Regions from separate parts of the Homo sapiens genome. Here region 1 is linked to region 2. Evidence: chromatin loops called from intact Hi-C (ENCODE). Cell type or tissue: heart right ventricle. All regions are shown on one strand.

Region 1 (8,000 bases), 150 kb after region 2:
CAAGTAACACAGGCTAGCCTAGATTCAATAGGTAAATAAATAGATTCCTCCTCTTGACAAAAGGAGCTACTACGTCACATTGCAAAGGGACACACAAACAGGAACAAATTTGTGACCATTTGTGCTGCAGCCTACTACAACCATAATTGTCATTTCATAGAAAAAGATCATCTTACCATGGAAAGTTAGAAAAAAAGTTCTTCAAATGTAAAATATTTAGCTTTACATATATATATTTATATATAAATATAATATTTATATAAACTCACAGCATTTTCCTTATTTTATTTTATTTTTCTTAATACCCTGGACTGGTGAAAACTTTATTCTTAGCAGCACTGTTCCAGAGAATGGTGTTTGGAACTATGTTAAGAAATGGAATCTGGCAGCATTGCCTAGGATTAGAGAAAAGGGTGGGGAGACTGAAGGAGGGAAGCCAGATAAGAATGCAGATAAAGATAATGAGAGCAGGAAGTAGGTGAGTGGCCACTGGAATAACCAGAAAGGAGGGAAATGTGATAACTAGCTCAGAGTAGCCCTTTAGTACCAGGATAGGATGGGGTGTGTGCCTGTGTGTGTGTGCGTGCGCGTATGCGCGTGTGTTTGAAAGGATGGAGTCCTGATTCTGGGGCTTTCGTTTTCTATTATTGGTGACAAATCACCACTAATTTAGCCACTTAAAACAACATCCACTTGTTATCTCAGTTTTCTTTGGATCAGGAACCCAGGCATGGGTTAAAACTTGATCCTCTGCTCAAGGTCCCACAAGGCCAAAATGAAGGTTTTGATCCAGATGGGCTTTTACCTGGAGGCTACGGGGAAGAATCCATTTCCAGACTCTTTCAGGGTGTTGGAGGAATCCATATCCTTACAGTTGTGGGACTGAGGTCCCTCTTTCTTTGTTGGCTGTCAGCTTGTCTTAGTGTGCTCAAGTGCCATAACAAAATACCACAGGCTGGTTTAAACAACAGGCATTTATTTTTTCACAGTTCTGGAGACTGGAAGTCTATGATCAAGGTGCCTGCATGGTCACATTATCATGAGGATGCTCTTCTGGCTTATAGATGCCTTCTGGCTGTGTCCTCACATTGGAGGGGTTGGGGGAGCAAGAGAGCTGTCTGGTATCTCTTCTAAGGGAACTAATCCCACCAAACCAGTATCCCAAACTCATGACCTCATCCTACCCTAATTGCCTCCCAAAGGCTCCATCTGACAATATCATCACATTGGAGGTTAGGGTTTCAACATATAAATTAGGAGAGGAGGGACACAAATATTCAGTCATAGGACAGCTCCTGGGGCTGCCTGCCTTTCTTCCATGTGGCCCCTCCACCTTTAAGCCAGCAGTGACCCTAATGCTTCAGGTCCCTCTGTTTCCTTCTTCTGCCACCAACCAGAGAAAGCTCTCTACCTTTAAGGGCTTATGTGATTAGATGACACCCACCTGGACACTCTCCGTATTTTAAGATCATTTCTGCTGTCTAAAATGATCCTGGGATGATATTTCATCATATTCCAGGGATTAGAGCAGGACATGTTTGGGGAGCAGCTTTATAATTTCTGCCTACTGCATCATTTCTTATCAAGAGAAAGTCCCTCTCCCTCTCCCTCTCCCCCTCCCCCTCCCCCTCCTCCTCCCCCTCCCCCTCTCCCGTCTCCCTCTCCCTCTCCAGTCTCCCTCTCCCCAGTCTCCCTCTGATGCCGAGCCGAAGCTGGACTGTACTGCTGCCATCTCGGCTCACTGCAACCTCCCTGCCTGATTCTCCTGCCTCAGCCTGCTGAGTGCCTGCGATTACAGGCGCGTGCCGCCACGCCTGACTGGTTTTCGTATTTTTTTGGTGGAGATGGGGTTTCGCTGTGTTGGCCGGGCTGGTCTCCAGCTCCTAACCACAAGTGATCCGCCAGCCTCGGCCTCCCGAGGTGCTGGGATTGCAGACGGAGTCTGGTTCACTCAGTGCTCAATGGTGCCCAGGCTGGAGTGCAGTGGCGTGATCTCGGCTCGCTACAACCTCCACCTCCCAGCCGCCTGCCTCGGCCTCCCAAAGTGCCGAGATTGCAGCCTCTGCCCAGCCGCCACCCCGTCTGGGAAGTGAGGAGCATCTCTGCACGGCCGCCATCCCATCTAGGAAGTGAGGAGCGCCTCTTCCCGGCCGCCATCACATCTAGGAAGTGAGGAGCGTCTCTGCCCGGCCGCCCATCATCGTCTGAGATGTGGGGAGCGCCTCTGCCCCGCCGCCCCGTCTGGGATGTGAGGAGCGCCTCTGCCCGGCCTCGACCCCATCTGGGAGGTGAAGAGCGTCTCTGCCCGGCCGCCCCGTCTGAGAAGTGAGGAGACCCTCTGCCTGGCAACCGCCCCGTCTGAGAAGTGAGGAGCCCCTCCGCCCGGCAGCCACCCCGTTCGGGAGGGAGGTGGGGGGGTCAGCCCCCCGCCCGGCCAGCCGCCCCATCCGGGAGGCGAGGGGCGCCTCTGCCCGGCCGCCCCTACTGGGAAGTGAGGAGCCTCTCCGCCCGGCAGCCACCCCGTCTGGGAAGTGAGGAGCGTCTCCGCCCAGCAGCCACCCCGTCCGGGAGGGAGGTGGGGGGGTCAGCCCCCCGCCCGGCCAGCCGCCCGGTCCGGGAGGGAGGTGGGGGGGTCAGCCCCCCGCCCGGCCAGCCGCCCGGTCCGGGAGGGAGGTGGGGGGGTCAGCCTCCCGCCCGGCCAGCCGCCCCGTCCGGGAGGTGAGGGGCGCCTCTGCCCGGCCACCCCTTCTGGGAAGTGAGGAGCCCCTCTGCCCGGCCACCACCCCGTCTGGGAGGTGTACCCAACAGCTCATTGAGAACGGGCCAGGATGGCAATGGCGGTTTTGTGGAATAGAAAGGGGGGAAAGGTGGGGAAAAGATTGAGAAATCGGATGGTTGCCCTGTCTGTGTAGAAAGAAGTAGACATGGGAAACTTTTCGTTTTGTTCTGTACTAAGAAAAATTCTTCTGCCTTGGGATCCTGTTGATCTGTGGCCTTACCCCCAACCCTGTGCTCTCTGAAACATGTGCTGTGTCCACTCAGGGTTAAACGGATTAAGGGCGGTGCAAGATGTGCTTTGTTAAACAGATGCTTGAAGGCAGCATGCTCGTTAAGAGTCATCACCACTCCCTAATCTCAAGTACCCAGGGACACAAACACTGCGGAAGGCCGCAGGGTCCTCTGCCTAGGAAAACCAGAGACCTTTGTTCACTTGTTAATCTGCTGACCTTCCCTCCACTATTGTCCTATGACCCTGCCAAATCCCCCTCTGCGAGAAACACCCAAGAATGATCAATAAAAAAAAAAAAAAAAGAAGAGACAGGGTCTCAAAAAAAAAAAAGAGAGAAAGTGAAAGAATCAAGGAGATTTTTTCATAATATGTTATTACACAATATTACACAATAATGTTATTGTGTAATAACTGTCACCTCTTAGGATTATTGTTAGATGCCTAGAATATCATGTATAAGAAAATGCATTGCAAATATAAAGCCCTTTAGGGATCATATCTCTTATAGACAGAGTGAAGGGCTGGAATGAGCACAGATTCATAGAACTGGAGTTTGAAATTCACCTCCACCACTGGTCAGTGACCTCAAACATCCTCTCCTTTGGGGAGTTTTATTAATTGCTACCACTAGGTGTCACCTACCCAGCTGGAGAGAAAATAAAGCTCCCTGAGGCTGGGAGCTGCTTGGGACTTGAGACCTGTGCATTGTACAACCCCTGGGAGATTTGCAAGCCTGGAGCAATCTGGAGGAATTCAACTCTTCCAAAAGAGTGAGCAACCGATTAGCTTTGGAAGGGGCTTATCATCAGTGTAGGCAGGTGGTGGTGACAGGGGCCTGTGATGGTTTTGTCACCTCCCATGGCCTGGTTGTTCTGGCTGGGAAGTGAAGTGCTTGCTTGCCCTGCCAGCCTCAGCAGTGTATTTTGGTGCCCTCGAGAACTGGGGTGGATGGCATGAGCCAAAGAGAAAACCAAAATGCTGACATTGACATCACAGCCACTTTTAGGGTCCAAGGGGTAGTGGTGGAATTCTTTGTTGCCAAGGATTCTGTGAGGCTTGGCTCTCAGGACCTGGACCATGGCTAGTGTTCCTCACTGGGGCAAACACATGAACTCTAGATACAGTCATGAACTTGGCATGAGGGGGAAGAGCCACTGCAGGAGGTTTGAGTGCAGAACTACCGCTGGTGCTACTAGAATATAAATGACTTGCAAAAGACAACCCTTGCCATAGAGAGCTCTCCTGCAGGATGTAGGACACAGACTTAAAAGAGACAACTCTAAATTTATGCTTATTATCTGTGGTGGTGAAGTGAGCTCCAATGTGAGGGAATACATGTTCATGTGTGCTTTTTTTTTTTTCTTTTTTGAGACAGAGTCTTACTCTGTCGCCCAGGCTGGAGTGCAATGGTGCAATCTCGGCTCACTGCAACCTCCGCCTCCCAGGTTCAAGTGATTCTCATGCCTCAGCCTCCTAAGTAGCTGGGATTACAGGCGCCCACCACCACACCTGGCTCATTTTTGTATTTTTAGTAGAGATGGGGTTTCACCATGTTGGTCAGGCTGGTCTTGAACTCCTGACCTCAAGTGATCTGCCCACCTCGATTTCCCAAAGTGCTGGGATTACAGGTGTGAGCCACTGGGCCCGGCCACATGTGTACTTTTTTAGCACTAGACTCTAATTACCTAAATTCTGTAGAAGTAACTGCCAATAGCCTTATAACCAATGCCACTGAAGAAAATATGGACTACACAAGTTTAAAAGTTTATTTTTATTTAAACTTTTTTAAACTTTAAAAGTTTATTTTTTAACTCATATAATCTCTATACAGAAATCACCAAAGTTTCAACAACGTAATGTTAGATGGGATGTTTCAGATTTTTTTTAAGAACACACAAAAAATGCAAAAGGTAAATTATAAGTGAAATGATTTTTTTTAACCACGGTTTATGAGAAAGTTGGTCTTGAGAGTTATTCTCAGAAGCTGGGATCTCAAAAAGGGCATTAGAATATGAAGAAATAGCAGAAAATTTTTTTTGTTTGTTTAAATCTGCCCAAGTATCTAATGCATTCACTAAATCAATGTGTCAAGGGCTGAGGAAGATGTCCGTTGCAGGCATGCCTCAGTGATGCAAGAGAAGCCAGGATCTGTGACTACCCCTCAGACCCCAGGCCTTTCTCTCTGCTGGCTTGCTCTATGGTAGAGACTTGTTCCTTGAGCAAACACTGATTTCCCTTTGCCAGTAACTCTCGGCCTGTGTCCAGAACGTAAATGCATAAAGTAGTGTAAAACCCCATCATCTGTGCATGCACCTGTCCCTTCTTAATCTAATTTATAATCAGACCATTTCCCCAGAAATCCTTGTTTCTGCTCAGCCATGACAGGCCTGAGTCATTTTATTTTTTATATTAGAAATAAATTTGGTAATGAAAGAGCTTTCTGGTACTTGCAAAGGTATAACAGTAATCTTTGGCATTTTTGAGTTTTTACTGTGTGCTTTATAACCACGACATTGACCCACTGACATAGATATTATTGCTATACCCCACTTTATAGAAAGGTGAGCCCCTGGAAAGCAGTATGGCAATCCTCAAAGAGCTAAAAGCAGAACTACCATTCAACCCAACAATCCCATGACTGGGTATATACCCAGAGGAATATAAATCATTCTGCCATAAGGACACATGCACACGCATGTTCACTGCAGCACTATTCACATAGCAAAGACATGGAATCAACCTAAATGCCCATCAATGACAGATGGGATAAAGAGAATGATAAAGATGAAAAGACAAGAAAATGATGAAGATAAAAGAAAATGCATAGTATTTCATATACTCCATGGAATACTGTGCAGCCATAAAAAAACTGAGATCATGTCTTTCATGGGAACATGGATGGAGCTGGAGGCTCTTATTCTCAGCAAACTAACGCAGGAACAGAAAACCAAATACTGTATTTTCTTACTTATAAGCAGGAGCTAATGATGAGAATTTATGAACACAAAGAAGGAAACTACAGACACTGGTGTCTACTTGACGGCAGAGGGTGGGAGGAGGGAGAGGAGCAGAAAATATAACTACTGGGTACTGGGCTTAATTCCTGGGTGATGAAATAATCCGTACAACAAACCCTCGTGACATGAGTTTACCTGTATAACAAACCTCCACGTGTACCCCCGAACCTAAAATAAAAGTAAAAAAAAGAGAAAGTTGAGGCTCAGAGGGTGCAGTAACCTTCCCAGTCACATGGCAAGGCTGTAGCCTAGCAGGATTCCCACCTGGGGTCCAGGCTCCAGGCCCTGTACTCTGGTGCCTCTCACTACTATACCTCTCAGGAAGCGTGTGCTCACCTGAGTTTGTGCCTGGAGCCCCCATGTGCCTTTGACGGTATGATGGGAGCATGTCACAGGCTAGCACTCTGAAAGGGTAGTCATTGGCCCTTCACTTGTACGAGATGAACCTTCACCTTGATATCTGCCTTCTCCTGCCCATTTCGGTGGCAGAACTGGTTTTTCAAAGCCTCAGTTTCTTAATTGGTGGAATGGGTCCAATTTTTTCGCTGCTTAGAACTCCAGTGGGGTATTATGAATCTTAAATGAGACAATATATAGTCATGTGCTTGTTAAACTATAATGCAATACCTCATACCAGATGTTATTGTCAGTGTAATTATACCTTATAATTCCACTTTAATAAAAAATGAGACCTAAATTATATTTTTCCTTGAAATTACATTGTCCTGTTCTGAAAAAGAATTACTTTTCTTTCCTTGCCATGGTTGGGGCTTTCAAAAAAAGAATTACTTTTAGATTCTTTTAAAAATATCTAGATTCTATTTTGCTTCCTGACAGATATTTTCCCAGTTTTGTGTTTCCTGTGGAGGAGGGGGAAAGTACACCGTTAAAAACAATCCTAGAGAGCTTTCTTGCTTGGCACTAAGATAGAATTTAGTTGGGAATCTCTACTAGGGCTGCGCTGACATCCTTATTCAGCCTAGTATATGGGAACGTTTTGAGATAAATTCTTGATCATGTAAAAGAGATTATTTTAAGAGCAGAAGTCAGGAGGAAACATGCTTCCTGGCTTTTATGATTACCTTATCTGGGCATAATAATAAGCTCTCCCTTGTAGGCCACTTTTTCTTCCAGAATGTTCAAGAATGTAGGTTACATGGTTCAGTTATAATAACACTTTAAGAACACAGTAAATCAAATTGCATTGCCTAAAAGTCCGTGAGTGTCATGGCAGGTCCAGGACAGAGTGGCCTAGTTGCATAGATTGAGGTTGCTGAGTGGCTCCACTCAGCAGCAGCAAGAAGAATCCAGTGTCACTTCAGGCCAGGATGCTCCCACTCCTGAAGCAACCCAAACCTATGCAGTAAAGAGATAAAAAATGACAACCAAAGGATGGATCACCTCTCTAACTCAGTCACATCTTTTTTTCCCCGAGGAAGGAATCAAAATTGTATTAGTCTCTTAAGAAACAGACATGTTATATTCTACAAATAGGGTTAATATTGTGTACAAAATAATATTTGTGAACAAAAGTCTTTTAGCTGGTGATACACCAAAAGAACCATTTTTGTGGGTTAGTGTTTTCCTTCCCAATAAAATAATTTTTTGAGCTGTAGTTTTTGTTCAGATTATTAATTTGTCAGATTTTATAGCCTAGCCAGTGTGTTTTTATTTAGTCTTACTAAAGTGCCATGAGTTTCAATGTGGCTCAATTCTTGCTTAAACTTCCCTATGCTAACATCATATATTGATCCTGAAGTCCAAGGTGATGTACCTCAAAATAACAAATGTGCAGAGCCTTTATTTAAAACAAACAGTTTCCCTTTCAAATGCTTGGGATTTTTATGTATTCTTATTGTAAAATTGTTTTAAAATAGAATTGTGGAAGCACCCAAAATGAATCAACATTATAGTTATTTACTGAGTATATATTAATATGATTTTAATTTTGATATTGATATGATGAATCAATT
Region 2 (8,000 bases):
CAGACCGTTGAATATCACAGTTCCCTTCAGTTTTCAGTTCATCATGAATAGTTCTTTTCTTGTTTCATGATCAGTATACCATTAAGTGGCATGTGTTCACTGCGAAGCTGACACATCCACTCTTTCAATACATGATCAAAATCTGCATTTTTAGCTTTATGCAATGTTTTCCCATGTTTCATTAACTTCTATTCATCACTTGCAGCATAGAACCTCAACAGTGTATCCTTCTGATTCTTCAGGTCATATATGATGGTCATTCCTACCCCATTCTCTTCTGTAAGATGTTTCACACACCCTGTCCAGTTTCTCCAACAACTAATATTTCTGTGCTATAGATTAACATAAATGCTTCCTCTATTTCTTATCATTGTTACCCATGGGGTATCTCCAGGCCCTTTTGACATTTTAAATAATATTTTTATACCATGGAGCAGAAAATAAGCAAACAAACAAACAAAAAAACACAGTGAGCAATGCACTTGACCCAATGTGGGGCATCGTGGGGAACCTGCCATTGGAGAGTCCAGCCTGCACATGTGCCATTTTATTATCCTATGTGGGTGTGCCTGCATAGGGAAATCTGCATGTGCATGAAAAAAAATATCACAGCTGATGCAGGGGTCTTCTTTCCCTTGGGGACACTAAGTAAACTGTGTGTTGTATACCTGTGTCTTGACTGTGACCCATCACATAGGGTCAGGAATGGAATCTTCACTTATGCCATCAGGTCAGTGCTCAAAAACATTCAGATTTTGGAGCATCTCAGATTTTGGATTTTTTGATTAGGAATGCTCACCTGTACCTGTGTTCAAAAGGTGTTTATAATCCCATGAGGGATGGAAGGATGAATGGATGTAAAGGAAGGTGCCCTCAGTATGCTGACATTTGTATACTGACAATAGAAGTAGGTAGCCTCCTGTTTTTACATTGTAGAGTCACTTTTTATGAAACCTGGAATCCAGGGCTTTGTTGAACAGACTCAATTGAAGAGCTAAGACTTGTAGCTAAGTTTTTTTCCCTAGGGCTTGTAATGTTTCTAGCTCCCAATCAAAACACAGAAAGACTCCAAGTGAAAAAACAGGTTTCACTTGCTACTGCTTAGAGAGCTTTTTTAGCTCAAGAGTTCTTTGCACTTATAAGGAAGCTTTACAACTCAAAAGGTTGACAATATTGAGAATATAGGATCCAAGGTCAGTAGATGGAGTTTCATCCAACCTCCGTCTCTTAGAAGACATACAGCCTTGAGCACAACCCCTTCACCTCTCTGAGCTTCAAAGGAGGCAATGCACAAAAACCGTTTATACATACCACAAAGGTAGAAACAAAAGTCAGTTGGTGTTACCATTGTTTGCTTATATGATGATGACTGAGACCATTAACCAAAATCACACACTACACCAGGGATAGAAATGACCCAGAAGGAATAGAAAATTTACTTCCTAATTAGCCTGTGCCTCTTTAACTGAGCTCTAGTCCACAGTTCTACTCTGTCCTGTAACTGTCCAGCTTCACTTCCTGTCACACCTCTCACACTCAGCCACTTTGGCCACTGCTGAAACATTACACATCCTTCAGCCCCTTTATGATTGTCTTAGCACCTTAAACCTGCACTTCGTTTACCTCCCTAGAGTGACACCTTATTATATTATAAACTGTCCCCTCAATAGACTGGGAACTCCTTGATGACAGAGATCATGCATTATTTATCTTTGTACCCATGTCAGAGTAATTTGATAAACATGGATGTGGATTGTTGAATGAATGGATGGATGCTAGTACATAAGTCAGAATTTCTGCCCACAAAGAAAGAATTGTGACATACTCCAAATATGTGTTTATGTGGATTTCCCCACAGCACCATCACTCTGGATACTTTTTTTTTTGAAACAGTGTCTCTCTCTGTCACCCAGGCTGCAGTGCAGTGGCACCATCATAGCTCACTGCAGCCTCAGCCACCCGGGCTCAAGTGTTAATACAGTTATATTTTATTTTATTGTCACGATGGAGTCTTGCTCTGTCACCCAGGCTGGAGTGCAGTGGCACAATCTCGGCTCACTGCAACCATCGCCTTCTGGGTTCAAGCAATTCTCCTGCCTCAGCCACACGACTAGCTGGAATTACAGGCACGCACCACCATGCCCGGCTAATTTTTGTATTTTTAGTAGAGACGGGGTTTCAGCATGTTGGCCAGGCTGGTCTCGAACTCCTGACCTCGTGATCCACTTGCCTCTGCCTCCCAAAGTGCTGGGATTACAGGCGTGAGCCCCGTGCCCGGCCAATACATTTTTAAACATCAGAATTATTGAGATACTGTTCACATTCCATAAAGTTCAGCCCTTTAAAATGTACAATTCAGTGGTTTTTAGAATATTCAGAGCTGTGCATCCATTCCCACTATCAAATTGCAGAACATTCTCATCACCCTAAGAGAGTCCCATCCATTAGCAATCACTCCCCAGCCCTCCCACCCCAACAACCACTAATCTACTTTCTATCTCTATATTTTTAATTGATTGTTTGCTATACAGTATACATAGCATTACATATGAGAATGCAACTCTTCTCTGGACAGAAAAGAAATAAACGCTGAGGCAGCTTTGATTTAGCATTGAAATACAGAATCAATCTGTAACCAGCTCTATGACCTTGGACAAGTTGTTTAACTGGATTTAGTTTCTTCATAAGATAAAGAAGTCTAGAGGTGTGTAAGGACACCTTCAGGTTAAAAAACAAGCAAAAACAAAAAAGCCTTGGTGACAATTCCAGTGCTTCACCCTAGACAGCCTTTCCTGGGCTTCCGTGAGAAACGAATTTATACAAATAAGATTTCACACCACAGCTGCCGCGGCCACTGCCCTCCCCGCGCAGAGCTCTAGAGATGTTTTCTCTTTTTCTTTTCTTTCTGGCCGTCTATTTATCTCTGGGCTGGCAAGGAGAGGGAGAACTGCAGCGCCCAGGAGCGGAGGCCGAGCGCGCCGGTGCCCGCAGGAAGCCTCGCCCAGCGCGGACCGCACCCTCCCGCGACGCCCCTGGAGAAGCCGCCAGTCTCTGGGCCGCCAGCAGCGCGCGCCCCCGGCGTGGGAGGAGCGCGGCGAGCAGGGGCGGGGCCAGTGACTCCCGCAGCCAATCGGGGTGGCGGCGCGTCCTTGGAGGGTCCGCAGCTCGCCCGGCGCGCACGGGGCGGGGCTCCGCTTGACCGTGGCGGTCGCCGGGCAGCAGAGCCCGGGCGCAGCGAGCGCAGCGCAGCGCAGGGAGCGCAGGCGGTGGCGGCACCAGGTTCCCGGGGCTCCAGCGCTCGGCGCAGCGAAGTAGCCTCCGGCGGTGGCAACTACGGCGGCGGCGCCGGGGCGATGCTGTGGGTCTCGTTGGGCGCCGGTGTCCTGGCCTCTTCCTCAGGTACCCAGCCCCGCTTGCCCCTCGCCCCGGGGAACCGCAGCGCCCGGGAGGTAGCTTTGTGAGGCTGTGGGCTCGCTGCCGGGGAGTGGGTGGGTGGGGCCGGGCGGGGCTGTGCGGTCTGGGCCGCCTTCCCTCGGAGGAAGAGGGTGGGGACCGAGGGAAGCGGGCGGGGGTGGGAGCGCTGTCTCCGGGCCGCCGCTGATGGCATCCCAGGGCTCCGTCCTCCTCCTGCCTCCATGTGGGTTGAAAGAGGTTTTGTTCCAGGAGAAAGTTTGATGCCTAGACTTGAGGAGCCAAATTCGGGGGTCCCTGAGGTCCGCGCCTTTAAAGAGGCAGCCCGCCCTGCCGTGTGAGCCCGTGCCCTGCGTGTGGGCACGTGGGAACCCGTACCTGAGCAGCATTCCTGACACGGGACCTTCCTTGAGAAAATTCCCCTGTGGAAGAATCCCCCTTGGGGAGGGGGCTTTGTGGAGATGGCACCCAGAGCCCGCCCAGTGTGGGTTTTGCTTGAAAACAGTGCAGCAGGTAGTCAATGCCCCCTTGTTATCTTCCCGTAGAATGGACTCGACCAAGATCTATGATCTAAGAGCTTCAAAAATTAAATCTACCTTGCCATCTAATTAAACATCCCCAAACACTAGTGTGTTCAAGGTGCCAATAATTACTCTGTCGATTCTTTAATATTTTCTTATTGCCCATACTTTCAGTTGGCTTTTGCAGTTTTGGAAAGGGTGCTGTGGAGCATACCAAAGTGGGTAGAAGTTATGGCTCACCTCTCAGGGTGATAGCCCAGTGCAAAAAAATACAGAACACATGCCTGTCCACTCGAAGATAGGAGAAGGTTTCAGCCTTCAAAGCAAGATAGATTAGGTGGGGGTTATTTGCTTTACAAAACTTCCTCCAGTGCAGAGAAGTGATGCTTAGAGTTAAAACTGAGTTTTACACAAGTTTGTAGGAACACATCTATCATAAAGCGGCTCAGGGTAGAGGTAGTGACAGGTAGAGGTAGATATCGCATAGTCTTGCCATTAAGCAAATCTAAAAAAATGCATGTTAAATTCTGCATCATTCTCACTGATCACACGTGGATGCTCACATTTACATTTTTCCTTTCTTATCAAGATGTATTCCTACCATAAGACAACTTCATAATTCCCTCAAAACGCCTTAGCCAAGGCCATTTTGTGGTCCATATAATTTACCCCATGCTAAAAAACGTATCTGTAAAAACATTTACATTTAAGGGAATTTCCCTAGTGGTGACACAGTAGTGTCCATACATTGAGCACATTTTATTCACCAGACACATTACTAGGTGTGGACGTATATTAATACTTTAATTCTTGCAATCACTCTAAGGAGGTATTATTATTAGTTTCCCTGTTTTTGAATTTAAAGAGTTCAGGTAATTTTGCCAAGATTATTGGGCAAGTAAGTGATAGAGGCAGGATTTGAACCTGGATCTGTTTGACTCCCTGCCCATGCTCTATACTGTCTCCCAGTTCTTCTTGAGAGTTGCCCTTATTGTAATGCAGTGGCAACATATGCTATCTCTACTGGCCTGGTGCATCAGACCCCTTTACAGAGTGTTTTCTCCCACTGGGAACCCCCACTGTGTACATGTATACTGAAAGGCAACACTGGCGGTCTCCAGACTCTCCCCATCCCATCCCCAGCCTATAAATCAGATGGAAATATCCAAACATGTAAACCCACCTCATTCTTTCAGATAAGTCGGCCCCAGAAGACAGGTAACCAAGTGTTTCCCGTACTGGCACTTAAAGAGCAGTCTCTATCTTCTCAACCATCCAAGTCTATTTTAGCTCTGCATATGGAAGTACACTCCATCAGTTGGCAACAACACATCCCCTGCAGCGTTCACACTGGCACACTCGTTCTCTTGTACCAACTGTCAGAGAATTTCTGACCCGGGCCAGGCTACCTAAAAGGAAAGACTGAAATGAAGTCGCTGGGGAAAATAGTATTAGTTCCAGGGAATCCCTGAATTCTCCATGCAGGGCCCTAGGAACAGAAAGCAGGCCTTCTGCATAGTGGGAAATACCACGTATAAGGTGCAGTCTATTTTCAACACTATTGAAATACGTGTTCACCATATAAAACTACACCTGTTGTCTTGGTGATGGATGTAGCCACACGCCTATTCCTAATTTGATACTCACTTCTATGTTAAAGTAGTTGTTGCTTGGCTGAATGGTATCAAAAACTGATGTCACAATTGTGACAGTTTTGAAGCTGTGCCTAAAAAATTATTATAATCTACATCCATTGTTTTATAATTTCTCTTCCCTAGAGTTGTGTGTGTGTGTACGTGTGTGTGTTCTCTTCCTTGGTATGATTTTTAACTGTCTCTGCTTCTAAAATAATTTGCAGTAGTAAGCTTTAAAAAAAGTTCATTTTTGAGCTGTGACCATATGCTGCCTGGAAACGTATCCTTATAGTTGGCATTTTACTCATGTTACTCTCGTGCTAAGAATCTCAAAGTCCCATATGCATGCTTTGAGATTTCAAATGGACCCTCCTGTCTAAGTATTTCACTCCATTCTTGGTAGCAGTAGTAAGGTTTGAGTTTCGAATACAGATCCAGCACCTCACTTCTAATATCTCTAAACTGCCAAAAATCAAAGTAGCACCAACTAAAGTTGGGAAAGAACATGAGGCTTTCTTATCACACTCTTACGTCAGAATAGAAGGTGTTCCCAAAACATTGTTAGAAATAAGAGTGAATAGACTTTTTTAAGTGGCTAGTGATCTGCAAAACTATGCCAAATTATTGAAATTGTAGTTTTTCTAAAGTTGTGCATTTGCAATATCTTATTAACTTAAAACTGTCCAGAATCAACAAACTTCCACTCTGTATGCTGTTCTCTTTCTAAAACTTCTTATTAACTAGCAATCCATCTTTATTTCTATATTTCATCAAATTAAAAATGCCATCAGTTGTAAGACATAGCATTATTTTTTCTGCTGTACACAAAGAGAAAATATTGCCAATTTTATTATGACACTCCACTTTAAGGATATTCTTCCATGATAAGGCATGAATAGGTCACACTAGTCTCGTTGCTTTCAAGTTTCCGTCATCTCTTCCTTGGGTTTCGGTACATTTTCCTGTCAGTGTTATTGGTAGCATTGCTTGGGGTGTGACGGTTCACTTGCATGAATCTCAGTAACAAACTGTAACATAGCTTCTTTAACTTTTGTGTTTCTTTATTCAGTCTGGTAAAGCATTTGGATCTTGCTTTGTAAAATGATATGGAAATGCCAAACAAAGACAAATGTTTCCTCTAGTAATAGAACGTTTATGTCACACTGCTGTTTTGGTGCCTTCATGCATACACAGTAATGTCTCCTTGCAGTGCCAAATGATAGTGTAATCTTTTTGAAAACCATTTCAGTGGCAATTAAACAGAACACGTGCAGTGCCAACAATGCCCATAACTCAGTAGAAGTGAAAACAAAATGAATAGCTGTGACCAAGTTTATGCACGTGCAGGGACATGACAGTTGTGCTGTGAGTACTGCCAAGTTGTCAGTTATTTTAATATACCATAAATGTTAAGACATATCTTGATTTCAGGGATGTTAAAATGTGAAAAAGTAATCTTATCAATGAAATATGGTAATCTGTGTTCACTTAGTTTCATGATCCCTAACCTGATTACATTTTTTATGTATTCATTCATCCATACAGTCATTCATGGTGTTAGACTTCAAGCTGCAGGAGGGCAAGGACTTTTTCTATCTTTTGTTCTCTACTATATACCAATTGCTTAGGACAGTCTGTTTTACATAGTAAACCTGCTCAATAAAATAGTTAGTAGAATTAGTGAGTAAATATCCTCCATGGAAGCCGTGGAGACACATTGAGAAGCTCGCTACCCTCCTGTTGGTTAGAATACATATTCTTAAAATTATGACACTGACAGGAATGCCAAACCTGAAAAAGGCGAAGCAGTCCTTGATTTAATTTACAGGGTCCTATTCCAAATATGCCATTACAAAGCTAGTTTAGGATAGAAGAAATTCCATTATATCTTTTATTCATCTTGATCACTGAAGGATTACGTAACAACTTACATCTTGGTTCTGTTGTATGGTCTAAAATCAATTTCTTGAACTCTATACTTAGTCCAATTTTACATACTTGTCCTATTGTACATTTAACATCTACCAGAATTAACAGAGAAGTGTCTGTAGGCCTTTCTGAAGCAGAAACTCAGTGCTTGTGACCTTGCTTGGAAATACATCCCCAAGAATATATATATCTACTTAGGTACATTGCCCTAGAGTCCATTTTTTAACCCCCAAAATGGCCGTCTTTACATTTTGACATGTTATGAAGGAAAAGAGAAAGAAACCTTGCTGGGCAACACAGATCTCCATCTGCCAGTGCCTCTGCTTCCTCACTGCTGCCGCCTGCTCAGGCAGAGCGCACTTTTAGACCAAGGACAGGATGCTAGATGAAGATGCCAGCAGAAGGAATGGCACAGAAACTAGCTTAGCACCCTCTCTGAAGCAGTCCCAGGATCTAAAGCCAATTAGCATAGCCCAAATAACCCCACACTCAGTGTAAGAGCTAG

Evidence for each region. A loop is a pair of places that touch in the nucleus more often than their neighbours do. Peaks named below come from ENCODE experiments on the same cell type or tissue, not always from the same donor. Only the 100,000 strongest peaks of a DNase experiment are listed, where the experiment ranks them.
Region 1: a loop joins it to region 2, with 2.3 times the contacts of the local background. A loop is called at or near these places in 2 of 110 quality-filtered maps.

The regions. Positions count from the first base shown.
Region 1 is chr13:31,997,825-32,005,824 of GRCh38, forward strand. No RefSeq gene overlaps it. Among named protein-coding and RNA genes, the nearest start is that of FRY-AS1, 30 kb to the right of the region's middle. In heart right ventricle, CTCF peaks have their summits at 3,631 (motif pointing right) and 3,837; DNase peaks (open chromatin) are centred at 586 and 3,827; H3K27ac peaks cover 3,073 bases.
Region 2 is chr13:31,843,541-31,851,540 of GRCh38, forward strand. It overlaps LOC124903150 (a long non-coding RNA gene), which reads right to left and starts at 5,196. Exons shown (of 3, transcript XR_007063747.1): 1 at 5,116-5,196. LOC124900336 (a long non-coding RNA gene) reads left to right here and starts at 3,665. Exons shown (of 2, transcript XR_007063748.1): 1 at 3,665-8,000. It also overlaps the pseudogene EEF1DP3. RefSeq lists a silencer at 2,912-3,431 and enhancers at 3,280-3,781, 3,782-4,281. In heart right ventricle, no CTCF peak of the experiment used is centred here; a DNase peak (open chromatin) is centred at 3,101; H3K4me3 peaks cover 4,629 bases; H3K27ac peaks cover 5,811 bases.